2 separate regions of the Mus musculus genome follow, and region 2 is linked to region 1. Evidence: chromatin loops called from intact Hi-C (ENCODE). Cell type or tissue: gastrocnemius. All regions are shown on one strand.

Region 1 (8,000 bases):
ATGTCTGTGAGTTCAAGACCGGCCTGGTCCATATAGTTAGTTCCAGAACATCCAGGGTAATACGGTAAAACCCTATCTAAAATAAATAATTAAGTTTTTAAATAAAGAAATGAGCTTTTTAAAGTCATTAAGGTCATTTAAAGGTCAATATCATGACTGAAGTCCCATAGGTCATAAGATCTAAATTCAGACCCAGATCCTTAGGACACTACAGAAGGCATATCAGTTACAGATATCAATTTGAGCAGGGGTATCCTGTGAGGCTCCTTCTTAAGTGCTATTGCTATAGAAGGCTTTCTAGTAAGTGGTCTCTCTGGCCAGGACAAGAGTGCCAGCCTATAATCCCAGCATGTGTCAGACAGAGGCAGGAAGATCAAGGAGGCTGGGATACAGCTCAGTTGGTCGGTTGCCAGGCATGCAGGAAACCCCAGGTTCAATTCCCAGCACCGCATAAAACCAGGTGTAGTTGCTCACATCTGCAATCCCAACACTCGGGAGGTGGATGCAAAGAGGTCAGAACTTTAAGGTTATGACCAGCTTCACAGCAGTTTCTAAAACATCCTGAACTAGATTCTGTGTCAAGAAAAAAATAATAATAATTTCTAAGCCCTGCTTTGAAGCACCACCTAGTAATATAGACAACACACAGTAGGTACTCTTAGAACCTGTGCTATGCTCTTTCCACACTCACATGGGTCAGCAGGCCTAGTGACCACACTGTGTGCTAAAGGGCCTTCAACAGGACCTGAGAATGTGTCGTCTTGGTGAATGTGATCATCATGGGCCATATAGTAATATCCAGAAACATTTCTAACTTTTGCATCTGAGCAGCTCAGCACTATTGACATCAAGAGCATAAAGACCAAGGCTGCTGCTGCTGCTGCTGCTGCTGCTGCTGCTGCTGCTGCTACAATGAGCAAGTCAGTTCTCCATGTTGACAAAGAATTATCCCATGCAAAATCCCAATAGCTGAGAATGCCTGGAATAAGAAGAGAAAGTCAACCAGTCAACCACATGAGCGTTAGCATGCCAGGGTGCAGGGGTGCCAGGGTGCCAGGCACCGTTGAGGTTTGGTCTTTTGCTTGTGTTGTAATGCTAAATGCTGGCCTCCGAGGCCTGGGTGCCTCCAGGGATACGAGGGTCTGCACTTACCCAAGTGACTTACACAAGTGATACTTTGTAACCTTGACCCCCACCCCACTTACCCAAGTGACTTACACAAGTGATACTTTGTAACCTTGACCCCCACCCCAAAAATTTTCCCTGAATGGTGAATAAAATGCCTACAGCTTGGGAGAAGAAAGATAGGCAAAGATGGGTTCCTGGGCTTGGAGCTGAGGAGACCATAAGGGTGAAAAGAAGGTGGGAGAGGAGAAAGATGTCATAGGTTAGGAGTTGGGAAAGCATGGTCATGAAGGCTGGCCAATTGGAGTTAAGAGCAGCCCAGATGAAACATAAGTAATAACTTGGGGTTATCGATAGGACATAGATTTTAATAGCATAGAGGATAGATTTCTGCCCAGCTCTAGCGCTGATTAAGGCGTACTGTAAATAATAAAAGTTGTGTGTCTTTTATCTAGGAACTAAATGATCAAAGGTGAGTTAGAAGTCCCAGATTGAGAATAAATAATTTCTACAATAAGACCCCATGCTGGGCTCAGCTCAAGAAGTCGTCTTTAGACACAGCAAGCATAGATTATTTTAATCTTTACTCTCAATAGGAAGAAGCTGGGGTATTTCTGACCGTTTTGCAATGTGTTTCTAACAGCAGTATAAACTGCTAGACACACAGCTGTGGGTTTTCTCAGGGGTGAAGCACTAACTAGCATGCCTAAGGCCCTAGGTTCTAATTCCAGCACCACAGAAGGGGATGCAATAAGTAAAAATGGGCAGAAATTTGAAACAAAAAGCCCGCTGGACTCCCAAAAGACAGTTTCATCAAGCACCAAGTAGCAAGACAACTGGCACTGTGAGGACTAGGTCTCGGGGATGTCTGCAACACTGGATGCTCATGGCCCCCAAGCCTTACGTCACCCCTGTGAGCCAAGTCCTGGAATCAGCTGGTACCCAGAGCTGCAGCCGCTTACCAAGGATGCAAGTCCTGCCAGGAGGAACGGGGCACTTGCTTTTTGCAGTCCTCACTCTGATCTACCCCACTCTGGAGTACACAGCAGGGCTCATGGGCTCGTGCACCTAGAGAGTCCAGCACAGGGGCCCAAGGAGGAAGGCACAAATGGGGAATGACGGCAGCAGCAGACAGATTGTTCCCACCAATCCGCAATGACCTTTTCCAGATGTTCAGGTCCAGATGCAGAAAGTGAGTCTGCATACCATCTTCCTTTTCTAAGTTTTGGAGAATGAGTTAAAATTGTTCTAGACACCATGACAAAATGCATGCAGTGAAGATGCATTGTGCCACGCTCCAAGCCACGCCCCAAACCATGCCCCGAGCCACACCCTCTGTGAGTGCAGCCACAAGGGCAAGAGTGGGGGTTCAGGCTTCCACCAGGCCTGAGAGCACCTCCAACTGCTAGGGATGGATGGATCTCGTTCACGGGGCTATTGCAGGGTCCAAAGTAAGTGAGATAAGAGGCTTAAAAATACTCAATACATCCTAGCAGTAACTCAATCTTCGTCATATTACCTGTCCACGAGGCAGACTGTACTCTGTATCACTTCCGAGGAACACACTGACCTACCTCAATGGCCGGCTGCTCCCCCACCCCCACCCCTAGTTATCTCAGAATGCCGAGGGAAGATTCCAACAACATGGGCTGCTGATGTTGCTCATTGCTAGAGTGTTTGCCTAGCAGCACGAAGCCTCCGGTTCAGTCTTCGGATGCACATTAGACCACGTGTGGTGGTGTACACCTGTAATCCCGGCATGTGACAGGCTGAGACAGGAAGGCTGCCAGGAGCGTGAGCCCAACCTTATCTCAAACAAGCAAGATTCAAATAACAGTAGAAAACCCCTCCCCTTCTGATTGGCTCCCCAGACTCTCTCCGAGGAGTACTAATAATTACTTCCCGGGCCAAATCATTCTTTGCTGGAAGAAGGCTGTCCTATGTGGTAATAGCCACTGGCTGCTGCTCACCAAACACTAGTAGTCTTACCACCCCAGACCAAAAACAAAAGCAAAAACAAAAACAAAAACTGGCTCTGCTAAATCTCAGGCTGAGAATCTGTTTCTAGGTGTCTCCTAGAAGCTGCCTTTTCAACATTAGCTCTTTAATTAAAAAAACAAAACAACAAAACCAAAACAAAACAAAATAAAAACAACAACAACAAAAACATTTTCAGAAGGATTCCAGACTCCCGACTATCAAATCTTTGCTGGGGAAGATTTCTTCTTTTAATTTCTTTTAATTTCTTCTTTTAATTTCTTTTAATCCCCTGAACCAGGGGATTAAAGTTCCACTCAGATCCTTTTGGCGTAAATCACCACGGCTTAATTCTGATTTTTCCTGATGAAAAGCAACCCATCCGCTAAGATCTCAGTGATCGCTGCTTGCTTCCAAAATTGCCTTTGTAAAGACTCCCTGGACCCGTGAATGCCCAGAGGACCACCGACCAGCCAACCCAGTGTAGCCTCATAAGATCCAGTTCCAGGTTCCCACTGCAATGCTGCAGAGCCACCAGCAGCCTCGAGCCTCCTGCAATGTCTCTTCTAACCACTAGGTGGCAGGAGCGTGCTTCTCGGCTCTCTGCCCTTTCTGTCCGCCAGAGAAGCAGTGACAGGCCATCTCATCAGAGCTCCGCGGCCCAACAACCCCGAACAAAGAACAGCGATAATGATCGGCTAAATTGGAAAGCTGTTGGAATGGGATTCTCTTTACTCGGGCAATTATTAATAAATGAAAGCACAGGAAAGACCGGGGAGAAAAGGGATCATTTAATTAAAGTTCTAATGAAAATTAAGCCATTCCAGAAATAGAAATGGTGTTTATACTGTTCCAATTTGAGCTGACCCAGCTAAGGCCCTGTTTGAACAAAACAGTGGCTGAACTCATTCCGCAGGGTAGGGACAAACTGTCCTCCATTGCAGATCCTTGGAGGGCTGAGTCAGCCTGGGCAGTAGCCTGTCCTACAAGCTGTACCTAGAGACGCAGGAAGCTGAGACTAGAGGATTGCCATCTGAACTACAGAACAAGGCCTTGCCTTAATAAAAACGGGAAGGAAGATGAAATGACTAGGCATGTTCTGCCTCTCTCTGTAGGCAGCCCCAGGGCTGGTCTCGGGCTGGAGTGGGCACAGTGCTTGGCATCTGCATGCTGACATGAACAATCAGACAACATGATCAGAGCAACACTGGTGGTGGACACACCTCCACCCACTGTGTGTGAGGGTCACAATGTTAAGCCATTTATACGTCCGTTCATCTCCTGGGACAGTGCCAGGCTTGCTTTGAAAACGAAGTGGTTACAGGGCTGAGGCGGTGCCTTGGGGGTCATGTGGGGAACACTGCAAGGGAGGAGAGGGGGCATCAGGTCCATTTCCCAAAGAAGCCTAGCTTGGTGTATTCATCTTGGAGATGGCATGGGAAAAGCTATTGTCTAAATTCCCAACAGCTGGGCCAAGCAGAAGGGATTTAAAGCAATGTGTATCTCTATAGGTCAGGATTCTCTTACCTTTCTACGGCACCTCAAAACCCAACAGGATTGAAACCCCTATCAAAGAGAACTTGACCCCATGTATAGAGCCCACCCATGTACAAGTAATGCAGAAGCTGAGGGGAGTGCAGAGAGGGGGTGGGGGAATATTGATACTTTGCTTTATTTAATTAACAAAAAAAAAATTAGAAACTATGGCTAAGCGTGCTGCGGCCTCTGACTCATTCATGGGCTCCTAGGAATAATCAGAGAAATATGCCCATTGTCTGTGCTCTGGTTGTTTTAATGGTGTACGGCTGGTGAATAGATGCCTAGCCATGCCAGGCCCCATAGCCCTCTGCCTCTCAGGGTTGCTTCACACCACACTGGAGAGAGACATGAATCCAAACCAGGGCAGGGTCATGCCTGCCTCTCTCTTAAGGCATCACCTATATGCCTGGCCAAGGTACCTAGGTAGCTTTAAAAAGAATAAACACACACATGTAAAAATGAATAGACTACACAATAGATGCATATCTATGACAGAAAAATGGAGCAAAGATGGGCCCCAAATTGTTCAAATTTTTATCCTTACATCCATGTAGGTATCTCTAATAAAGATAAAATCCCACTATGAACATAGCATGCTTTTAAATGTATTAGGATGTGGGAGGTTTTTCCCATGCTTTTATATATGACTATTTGTTTTTAATGATTATAGAATAACTTATTATGAAGGGTGAGCCATGATTTATTTGAGCAATGGAATTGTGGGGCTCTTTATCACATACTAAGTTCCTACTGCTTTCCAGCACTGTGAATGTGATTGCAATGAGCAGTTTCGTACCATATTTATCTGTCTCTAATTTTCCCTTTGCACGGATGCCTCCACGTAGAATCATCACAGTGATAGCTTAGCTATTGCGTGCGTGATCTTTCTTGCTATCACACAGAATATCAACCACAAATATCACTGGGGGGGGGGAACACCTGTCATGATATCACTTTTGCTGGGACTTGATAGACTAGAACACGTGGACCAAAGATTCTTTAAACACCCCGGACAGGCAGAAAATATGGGGGTCACATGGCCCAAAATGCAGACCTTGCAACTTACATTGCAAGTTTGAAAACTCCCCTTAGTCATCTGGGGAAAAAAAACAATAATCATCGCGTCACTTGCCGTCTGCAATCCGCAGGTTCTGTTCAAGAGGGGTAAAAATGTGACTTTATGGTGCAGCCTTGCAGTCTAGGAAGCATTTAGCACTGGGGTAAGTCTGTGGCCTTAAAAGACATGCATACTTGGACTCCAGTCCCCAAGTCCGACCAGACACCTAATTCAGAGCTTCTGCTCAAGGTTTTTCGCCTGTGACATAGAAACAACGGAATGCCTATGTAGGCTTGTTGTGCATATTAACATTGAATAGTCAATGAAAGAGCGTCTCAGACAGACAGCGTGCAGTGAAAGTGGCTGTCTTTAATATGTGCTCAGATGCTACACTGGTGAGAGTGGACCTTCTTGGTAGAAGACTGCATATTTCTGAATGATACTCCCACCTGGGGGACAGCTGCAGGACACTGATCGCTGTGACCATATGGCCTCTCAGGCTCGCTCCAGAAAGCATCCTTGGATCCTAAATCAAAAGCCACAACTTGATCCAGCACATAGTCTTGGAAGGGAACTTCCTTTCCAGTCAGATTTTGGCAAAGACAAGCTGGACTCTGGGATGGGTTATGACCTGAGTTTTCTCCACTCCAGGAGGCAATTCCTGGAATAACGTGCTTGATCTAAACTTGCTGGTTGTTTCCAAGAAGATATTCTGGCATCTGATTGCTGCCTGGGATTCTGTGGAGAGCTGCAAGTGAATCTCTCCAAAATCACAGATTTTTTTTTTTCTTTTTTAGAGGTAAGTACTGCATGAGGCAAAGAAGGTGGGCCACGCCTCATTCCAAAACCAAGTATGGTCCACATTGTCAAAAACTATTCTGGAGGTGGGGAGGGTGTTAGTTACTCAATGGTGGCTCACGTGTGTGTGTTCAGTCCCCAACGGCAAGAAAAACAGAAAGGCACTGAGCAACTTCTACCCTGGTAGTTAGTTCCTAGCTTGGCTTATACTTGAGCAAAAACAACATATTGCTTCCTTTATTGAGATGGGATCTCATGTAACCCACTGGCCTCAAGCTTGCTATGCAGTCAAGGATGACTTTGAATTTCTAGTCCTCCTGCCTCCACCTCCAGAGTGCTGGAATGAATCGTAGACATTCACTACCACACCGAGCTTATGCTGTGCTAGGGATCAAACTCGGGGTCCTATGCACGGTACACAATACTCTATCAACTGAGATGGATCCTAAGTCCAAATCTGAGAAGATTTTAAATCCTGGTTCCCAGAGTCATTGATGCAGTCTGATCTTTAATTCATCAAGTTTGTTCCTTAAGTGACTGACATTGCTCATTCCCAGGTGATTCTGATATGCAGCTACCAGCTTTGGGTACCACTCTAGTGCCCTGAGAAAACTGTCAACAGGGAACCAGTGGAGATGAAGACTATGAGCCCCACAGATACTGAGGGACACTTAGCCTTGGTCATGCATCCATAGGGAACCTGTGCAAGCCCCGTTCCCCACTCCTGAGCCCTGCCAGGTGTGCAGAATTTGGATTGAAGGGAAACAACTTTATTGTTCCTCTCTTTTGCTGTTATTCAAAACCTTTCTAGGTGGAGGCTGGGTGTGGGGTGGTGTGTGTGTGTGTGTGTGTGTGTGTGTGTGTGTGTGTGTGTGTAAAAGCACTACAGTGTATACTGTGTCCTTCAATGTGGGACTGGGACTATATAGGACATGTGTTGATTTTAATGTGCGATGTCCTCCATAGATTCACATATTTGAGCACTTGGTCCCCAGTAGGTGGTGCTGTTGGGGGAGGATTAGGAGGCGTGGCCTTGCTGGAGGAAGTACATGATGACTGGGAGCAGGCTTGAGGGTTTATAGCATTGCCCATGTGATGGTGTGAATAAGAATGTCCCCTATGGGCTCATACGTTTGAGTGCTTAGTCATCAGGGAGCGGCACTGCTTGAGAAGGATTAGGGGTGTGGCCTTGTTGGAGCAGGTGCATCACTGGGTGGGGTTTAAGGTTCCAAAGGCCCACACCAAAGCCAGTGTCTCTCTCTTCCTGCTGCCTGCTGTAGCCTCAAGTTATTGTCCCACATCTAAGGACATAGTTTATACTGTCGTACTTTTACACACACATGTATGTCACACATATATGTCACACACACACACCACCCAGCCTCCACCTAGAGAAGTTTTGAATAAGACCAAAAGAGAGCAACAGTAGAGATATTTCTCTTCTACCCAAACATTGCATACCTGCAGGATTTGGATGTAAAACTCTCAGCTATTTCTCCAGTTA
Region 2 (8,000 bases), 140 kb after region 1:
AATAGTCAATCCTGTAACTGCAACAAAAGGGTGAGCACACAGTGCAGACACACTGGAAAAGCCAGGAAGCACAGCCAGAAGGGACGACTGGCGCAACGCTTCCTCGCTCCTCCAGAACACGGCCAACTTAAAGCTTGCAAACTGCTTACTTTCAGAATCATCTACTCTTTTATCAACCACATGAAAACGGAAAGCAAATCACTGCTTGAGTGACGAAGGTCCATTTTCTTTGCTTCATTTGGTGTAACAAATGGCCTGAGGCTAGCTAAAGCAGATAGAGAAGGTTCGTCTCACCAAACTGAAGCAAAAGGTCATCTTCCAACACTGGCTTCAGGTACTCATCTTTTTCCCAAGGCACAGGGTTATATATGGAATTCATATATTCAACCGTAGGATTCTGGGCATGAAGATAAAGCACACTGTATTCATTGTTTGCAATGACAAAGCTCCCAAAAAAGGAGTGAGGAACTTAAGCAAAACAGAACTCAAATCTGCACAAAATGGTTGCACCTGTGTTTACCCGGCATTCTAAATGGCTACAGGGCATTCTTATACTCTCTGATGCCAGGAGAGTGACACCAGCTCAAACATTCATTTCAAAAGGACAAAGAACAAAACATTTGAAAAAAATAAACAATGTAGGATGGAGAAATGGCTGAGGGCCTAAGAGCATTGGCTATCCTTACAGAACAGCTGGGTTCAATTCCTAGCACCCACATGGGGGCTCACAACCAACCATCTTTAACCCAAGGTCCAGAGGATCCTGACGGCCTCTTTTGGCTTCTGCAGGCACCAGGCATTCAGGCAAAACATTCATATACATAAAATAAGATAGAGATTTAAAAGAGAATAAACTGTGGACATTTTTAAAAGCTCAAAGTTCCTGAATCAGACTAGAAATGATTTGATTTTACTGATAGTTTTCCTTTTATCTAATATTGCTTTCTGCATAGTACTGATCAGTTTAGTTAAACATGACAGGACTAAGCAGAGGGGACATGTCCACCTGGAGCGTCACACAGCACTCTTTTCTCAGGCCCACAATTCCCACAAGATGAAAAATGCCAAATTTGAAACAACAGCTCAAAATTTACTAAATAATCAGGACAGCGACAGTCTCTATGAACTCCAAAAATTTCTAAATAAAATTATTAGGTTTCCAACTTACCTTAAGTCTAATAAAATTTATTAGTTTAATGTATCCATAAAATTCAAGTCCTAAATAGGAGAAAAGACAATTCATTGATTTTAATACAATGTATTTGTTTTAACTCATCTGTAAATTTTCCTCCAATGATATATTTCCGACCTCTAAAGTATCACTTATTATTTGGAATTTTGCATTAAGAATTAGGAGCTGCAATTTTGTTACTTTTAAATATTTAAGCTGAGAATTAGCCACAGGTAACAGGTTTTGAAGTGTTTTGCATTTCATTAAAGAATTTATTTATTATCATGCATGTGGGGGGTACGCTATATGGGGGAGGGAGAGTGTGATGTGTATATGTAAGTGTGCTACCCTGCACAAGTGGAGGTCAAAGAATACTGGCTGTCTTCTTCCACCTCTGTGTGAGTTCTGGGATACAAACTCAGATTGTCAGAACTGTGGCAAAATGGGTGAGAGCACTTACACAGAAGGCATAAGGCCATGATTGCGATTCTCAGCACCACATAAAACACCAGGCAGAGGTGGCAGCCTTTTGTACTGTTAATGCTTGAGAGGCAGAAGCCAGGGATCATTCAAGAAAGCTGCTAGCTAGAGCAGCTGGGTCAGCGAGCTCCAGGTTCAAGTGAGAGGTCCTGCCTCAATGCACACAGTAGAGCACAACTGAGGAAGACAGCTAACATCAGCTGGGGGGAACTACACACAAAGGAAAGAAAGGGTCTGGAAAAAGGGTCAATCTAAACTTCACAAGCAAACCTGCCTTTATGCTAAGAGATACTCACCATGTTTATGGACCATACTATCAATATTAAATTGATGCTCCAACTTACAGTGTGAAAACGTTTCCTCAGCAGAGGCGAACAACCTGAAGAGACAAGCATAGAGTCTCCTGGAACAGTCTCAGAGGAGGTCAAAATACTGAATGTTAGCACTTCCTCCAGGCTCCACCCAACAGTTACCTAGCAACAGCCTACCCCCTCCCTTCCCCTCCATTCCTCTCCTCACCTTCCCTCTCTCTTTCTCCATTTACTCTCTCCCTCTCTCTCTTCCCTTGTGACCCTGGCTGGCCTTTCCTCCTCTTCCTCTCTCTTTCTGTCCTTCTCTGTCCCCCTCCCTCTGCCTCTACCCCCTTCCCCAGGGTCCCTAAACCTGTCCTTTGGCAGATTCCTCAGGGGGACTCCTCAGCAAGTCCCAAGAGGAGCTCCCTCCCTCTGGCGTTACACCACAACCGTTTTAGACAACACTGAATACCCCAAATTTACCCAGAGGCTTCTGGGTAATAAAGCTCTCTCTGATATATTTGGTTTCTCTCAAGTCACAAAAGTTCCCTAGTTGAGCCTCTTTCCCCTCCCTCTGAACCCAGCATAGTGTTTTTAGACACAAAGCACACAATTATACAGCTGGCACATTCCCAAAGTGCCAGATTTCAAGTGACCTTGGTAGTCCTACAGCACCTGCACTACAGCGTGAAGAATAACACTTCTTTTGTATGTAACCTCCAACACTGAAGGACACGAACGAATATACAGCAGAGACTCCGCACTTCACTTCTGTATGCCTAGCACACAGGCAACTCTCAATGTCTGCCAAGACAGGTCATCTGGATCATCCTCGCAGCCTATCACAGGGCACTGCACCACAGATGCTCAATAAATACAATAAATACGAGTGTGCAGTCATTCTCCTCTCCAATGAGGCGCCACCTAGGACCACTAATATGCCACCAGTCAGCACCAGGAACCGACACAGGGGGCGGGACCCAGCAGCGCTAGTCAACATCAATCACCCCTTTTTCAGCCAAGTCACTTCCATCTAAGATGCAGGATTTTAAGTGAAAAGAAGGTGTGTCCTAGGAATATAAACAGCAGCTTCGTGACCTTGAACAAGTTGGTGGCTCTGCAGCCTCATTTTCCCCTAAGTACAAAGAGCATCAGTTCCTCCCTCAATCATGGAAGTGAGCTAGTTCTGTCTAAATGGCTCAGTTGAATGTTACATGAGAAGAGAACGTCCTATTATAGGATGGTAGAAATGGAAGCGCGCTTCCAGTCTATGCGCTTTCAAAGTCTGGTATCCAAGGAACAGAATGAAAAACACCCAGCCTTCATGGAATCCCTAATTTAGGACTAAGGTGTGAAGTTCAGATTTTTTCTGGGTGTGTTTTCGAGAGGGTCTAGCTTGGTGACTCAAGGCTGGCCTGGGATTCCTGACCATTCTCCTGCCTCAGCCTCCAGAGTGATGGTATGCCAGGCCTGACTTAGTATGGGGGGTGGGGGGGGGGAATTAGAGTGAGGGGTGGGGTTGACTGGGCTGCAGAGGCAAACCCAGAGCGCGGTCCCCGGCTCCGCCCCCCCCGGACCACGTGAGCAGCCCCTTGTCAATCAACCGTCCCGCGCGGGCCGGAGCCTCGGGCCCGCCACGTGCTCGCTGGCGCTGCGGCGCGCCTTCCACACCGGCACGAACCTGTCACAGAACAGGCAGGGTGTGTGCTGCCGGCCGTGCGCGGGCTCAGTGTCCGCGTCCTCGTCCTCCCAGCCCGCGTCGTCTCCGCTGTCCGACAGTTCCAGGGGCTCCGGCCCCAGCTCGGCGCCACGGCCTGCAGAGCACACACGGTCAGCACCGAGACCCGCGCCCGCCCACCCGCGCCCCGCCGCCCTACGCGAGGGGGCACCCACCGTTCCCCGCCGCTAGCGAACACATGGCCGCCGACCAAGCGCGCGGCCGCACAGCGCGGCACCGGAGCCGGGAACGAGCGGCGCGGGTGCGCGGGAGCCCCCAAAGCGATCCACACGCGGAGCGTGAACCGTCCGGAGAGCGCTTCCGGGTCACGTGGGCGTAGGGGGCGGGGCACCGCTCTCCGGCTTGGACGCTTGCGCAACCGAGGCGCCGGCGCTTACAAGGTTGAGCACCGACTTATCGCAGCGCCCTCTGGCGGCAGAGATGGCCAATGCAGGCCAGGCTCGGAGGCTCTGGGGAAGACAAGAAAGCCCCTTAAATTAACCTGTATGCTGATGTATGTGGGTGTGCACTCAAGCCCCACACCCCTACTAGGGGTTAAAGTGATAAAGTGAGAACCATGGGCTTTACAAACACCCTAAGTTTGAACTCTATTTCTGAATGCTTGAATTCTAAGCATGAGCAGGTAACCTGCCTTCTCTTGGCCTCAGTTTCCTGACTGGTAAAGCACTCTCATGACTGCAGTAACCTGATGGTTATGGTAAGACTTACACGTGTGTGAAAAGTTTAGGCATTAACTTGAGCCTATACAATGGAAACAGGTGGACTGTGTGATATGTGCCAACAAATGCTCTCTGCCCTGCCTGTGGGGTTAGGGAGGATACCAGGGTTCCCGAGTCTCAGGCTGCCTCCTTTCTAATATTCCTAGTATCTAACAGTGGAGTTCCCTTAGGCAGGTGGGAAGCAGTAATTCTGGGTAGGTAAAGCCTCCAGGCTGCAGATGAGGCTGGACTCTGCATGGGGCATGTTTGAGGACATGGCCAGCTAGGCCTGCATAGTATAGTGTCAGACAGCTCAGTTCAACTTCCCACCATGCACACCCTCGAGCCAGTGTACTGCTGATCACTGAAGCTCTTTGGTGGGCAGTTCCTCTTCCCCTCTGTTGTGTTTTATAAAAAGATAAAGGGAGAAGGGATATGTTTTGGTGGAGGTGTAGTCAGGTGGGGGGGGGGGGGGAGTGGTGCCTCTGCGGGCCCATGCTGAGGCACCTCTTCCCCCTGAGGGCATGGTATAGTAATAGTATAGAATAGAGTTTATTCAGGGCATGGGGAGGGGAGTTAAGAAGGTAATAGAGACAGAAAAAGGCAGAGAGAGAGAGAGAGAGAGAGAGTAGCGGATTAGAGGAGTAGAGGCCAGCCATGAGCACGTGGAGAGAGAGGGGGGAGGGAATGGGGAGAGAGGGGGGCAGGAGCCAGAAGGCAAGAGGACTCAGAGGGGACAAGCAGCCCCTTTTGTAGTGACTCAGGCATACCTAGCCAGGTAACAGGGGGGGGGGTGCTAACACCCTCCCCCAACAGGATTTTGCTCACATCATAATTTTTTAAAATATTTTTGAGAATATCACACAGTGTCTCTTGATCATATGCCTCCCACTCCTCCTCTTAATTCCTCTCAGATCCATCCACTCCCATGGCCCTACCCCTCACCTTTATATCCTTTTAAAAAACAATAACATGGATTCCAGTTTCTGGGGTCCATATACTCTGGGTTGGGGGACAACCACAGGAGTGTGGTCAACCTACCAGAGGTCACAGCCTTAAAGAAAACTCCCTCTCTGAGAAACATCCACTGTCATAGCTCCTCAGGAGTGGGTACTCAAGAATCCCCAGCCACGCCATGTTAGAATGCTGACTGGCTTCTCTCGTGCAGGCAACCCCAGCTGCTAGCTTTACGAGTGGTCCTGGTATGTGCAGAAGACGGTTTCCCTCCAGTCCTCCCAACCTCTTACAGCCTGCCTACCCCTTGTGAAGGTTTGAATAAGTATGGTCCTCCCCACAGAATCATATGTTTGAACGCTTGGCCCATGGAGAGTGGCACTATTAGGAGGTACGGCCTTGTTGGAGTATGTGTGGCCTTGTTAGAGGAAGTGTGTCATTGTGGAAGCAGGCTTTGAGGTCTCCTATGCTCAAACTCCACACAATGTGGAACTCAGTCCCCTTCTACTGCCTTTGGATCAAAATGTAGAACTCTCAGCTCCTCCAGGACCATGTCTGCCTGCACAATGCCATGTTTCCCACCATGATCATAGACTAAACCTCTGAAACTATAAGCCAGCCCCAATTACATGTTTTCCATTATAAAAGTTGTCTTGGTCATAGTGGTCTCTTCACAACAATAAAACCCTAACTAAGATGCCCCCCTTCCCAGTCACATCAACCATTTCTAAAAACAGGTTGTGTTACTCTGGGAACAGCCCAGGTCTTCCTTATTGTCTATTACTGTCTATTATCTTCTCCACCTCCTCTCCCTCCTCTTCCTCTCTTTTTCTCTTTCCCAAATACCCCATTCCATGGTCTGGCTCACAGAAGAGGACAGGGTCCATCACATCACCTTCTGAAGCTCTCTGACATCCTAGGACATTGCCAGATATCTGCTGGCCCTCTTGGCTAGCAGACTGCTCAATGACTTATCACCACCTTGATAGGAGCACCTGCTGAACAAATGAATGAATGTACAGCCTTTCTTTATCTGGGCCCATCCGACTCTCTCTCTGCATAAACTTCTCTCTCCAGCAAGCCACATTTTTCTCTGTTGAAGGAACCTGCTGAACCATAGTGGTGCCCAAATGTTGATGGTGACAGTAATTAATGCCAGTCTAGAGGCCCAGAACCTTCTGTGAGGCTGACATCTCGCTACAGTACAGGGCTTGGGTATGGGCTATTTTCTCTCCTACTCATGAAGATAGATCCTTCCAACATCACTCTACTCTGTTATTGAGATCTGACTGTAGACTTACTCGCTCCTGAATGTTTGATGCGCAGAAACAGTAGAGAGTAACTTAAAACTGGCCACTGAGTCTAGCCGTCTCCAGAGCCCACAAGGCTCAGTGTATTCTTATGGGTATCCCCAAAGGCTGCTTCCCTTCTCTTCTCAAAGCCCAAGACTGTTATGATGGGAACACATCCAGCTCCTCCAAGCCCAGCCATGAGGGAACCCACCAGCAGGAAGAAAACTTCTACTTTTGAGATGGGGTTTTACTATGTAGTCCTGGAAGACCTTGATCCTTGCGCCTCAGCCTCCCTGGTGCTAGGATTACAGGCAGGCATCCAGCTCTGTCTCCTTGAAGCTCACTTGCCAAGATCCCAGACTGCTCTAGAAGAGTTGACATTGACAATGTCTGCTGTCTTCCAGGAATACAAACCCATACTACAGGGAACGGTATTCACTCAGCAGTGTCCACCAAAAGTTGAAATGTAATCAGGACAATAGACAGTCATTGAAGTCAAGTGACTTAGATCCCCCAGCACAGAAGCTGCACCTGTCCCATGATGTAACTGGCACAATGTGCTCCTCTGGGCACTGCCCCTTCCCTCTGTTTTCCTTTCCTGCCTGTTTAATGTGTATCATCGAAAGAAGGCTGGAAACATAGCTCCATTGGTAGACTTCTTACCTAGCATGCATAAAGCCTTGGGTTCAATCCCAGCACTACAGAAACCAGGCATGATGGGGCAAATTTATAATCCCAACACTTGGGAGGTAGAGGAAGAAGAATCGCAAGTTCAAGGTCATCTTGGATTGCTTATTGAATTTGAGGCCAGCCTGGGCTACCTAAGACCCTTTCCCAAAACAAAAGACTAGAAAAGCGCACCACACTGAGTCTTTCACAGTCTAGTGTCCAGGAATTTTAGATTAACCAGCATTTGCAATTGAAAGGAGCCTGGATCAAGAGAGAAACACAAGAATTTAAGTTTTAATTGAATATACTAAGTTAACTGGAAACCTGGAAACAGGGGTACTTTAACAGAGTGGTTAAAGAAACCACCTGCAGGGAGCTGGGTAGATGGCTCAATGGTTAAGAATATTTGCTGCCCTTACAGAAGACCTGAATAACGTGTTCCTAGCACACACATAGGTAGATCTGTAACTCAGGTCCAGGGGATCCAGTGCCCTCTTCTGGTCTCTGAGGGAACACACACACACACACACACACACACACACACACACCCCAAAATACTAACAATGGGATCAGGCTGAGTGGGGTTTATCCTGACCCTGCCACTTCCTAGCGCTAGCTTTTCAGCTCTAGAGCCCTGAGCAAGGCTCAATAGTGTGCCTCAGACTCCCCATCTGCAATATAAGGATAAGAATACAAATTTAACTG

Evidence for each region. A loop is a pair of places that touch in the nucleus more often than their neighbours do. Peaks named below come from ENCODE experiments on the same cell type or tissue, not always from the same donor. Only the 100,000 strongest peaks of a DNase experiment are listed, where the experiment ranks them.
Region 2: a loop joins it to region 1, with 12 times the contacts of the local background. A loop is called at or near these places in 29 of 42 quality-filtered maps.

What each region holds. Positions count from the first base shown.
Region 1 is chr7:49,919,287-49,927,286 of GRCm38, reverse strand. The region is part of intron 5 of Slc6a5 (solute carrier family 6 (neurotransmitter transporter, glycine), member 5); the gene reads right to left. Among named protein-coding and RNA genes, the nearest start is that of Slc6a5, 13 kb to the right of the region's middle. In gastrocnemius, a CTCF peak has its summit at 3,676 (motif pointing right); DNase peaks (open chromatin) are centred at 2,851, 3,685 and 4,269; H3K4me3 peaks cover 366 bases; H3K27ac peaks cover 312 bases.
Region 2 is chr7:49,774,339-49,782,338 of GRCm38, reverse strand. Prmt3 (protein arginine N-methyltransferase 3) reads right to left here and starts at 3,981. Exons shown (of 16, transcript NM_133740.2): 1 at 3,838-3,981; 2 at 3,626-3,758; 3 at 1,948-2,030; 4 at 1,169-1,218; 5 at 295-397. The coding sequence starts at 3,862. In gastrocnemius, no CTCF peak of the experiment used is centred here; DNase peaks (open chromatin) are centred at 3,569 and 4,028; H3K4me3 peaks cover 1,327 bases; H3K27ac peaks cover 1,036 bases.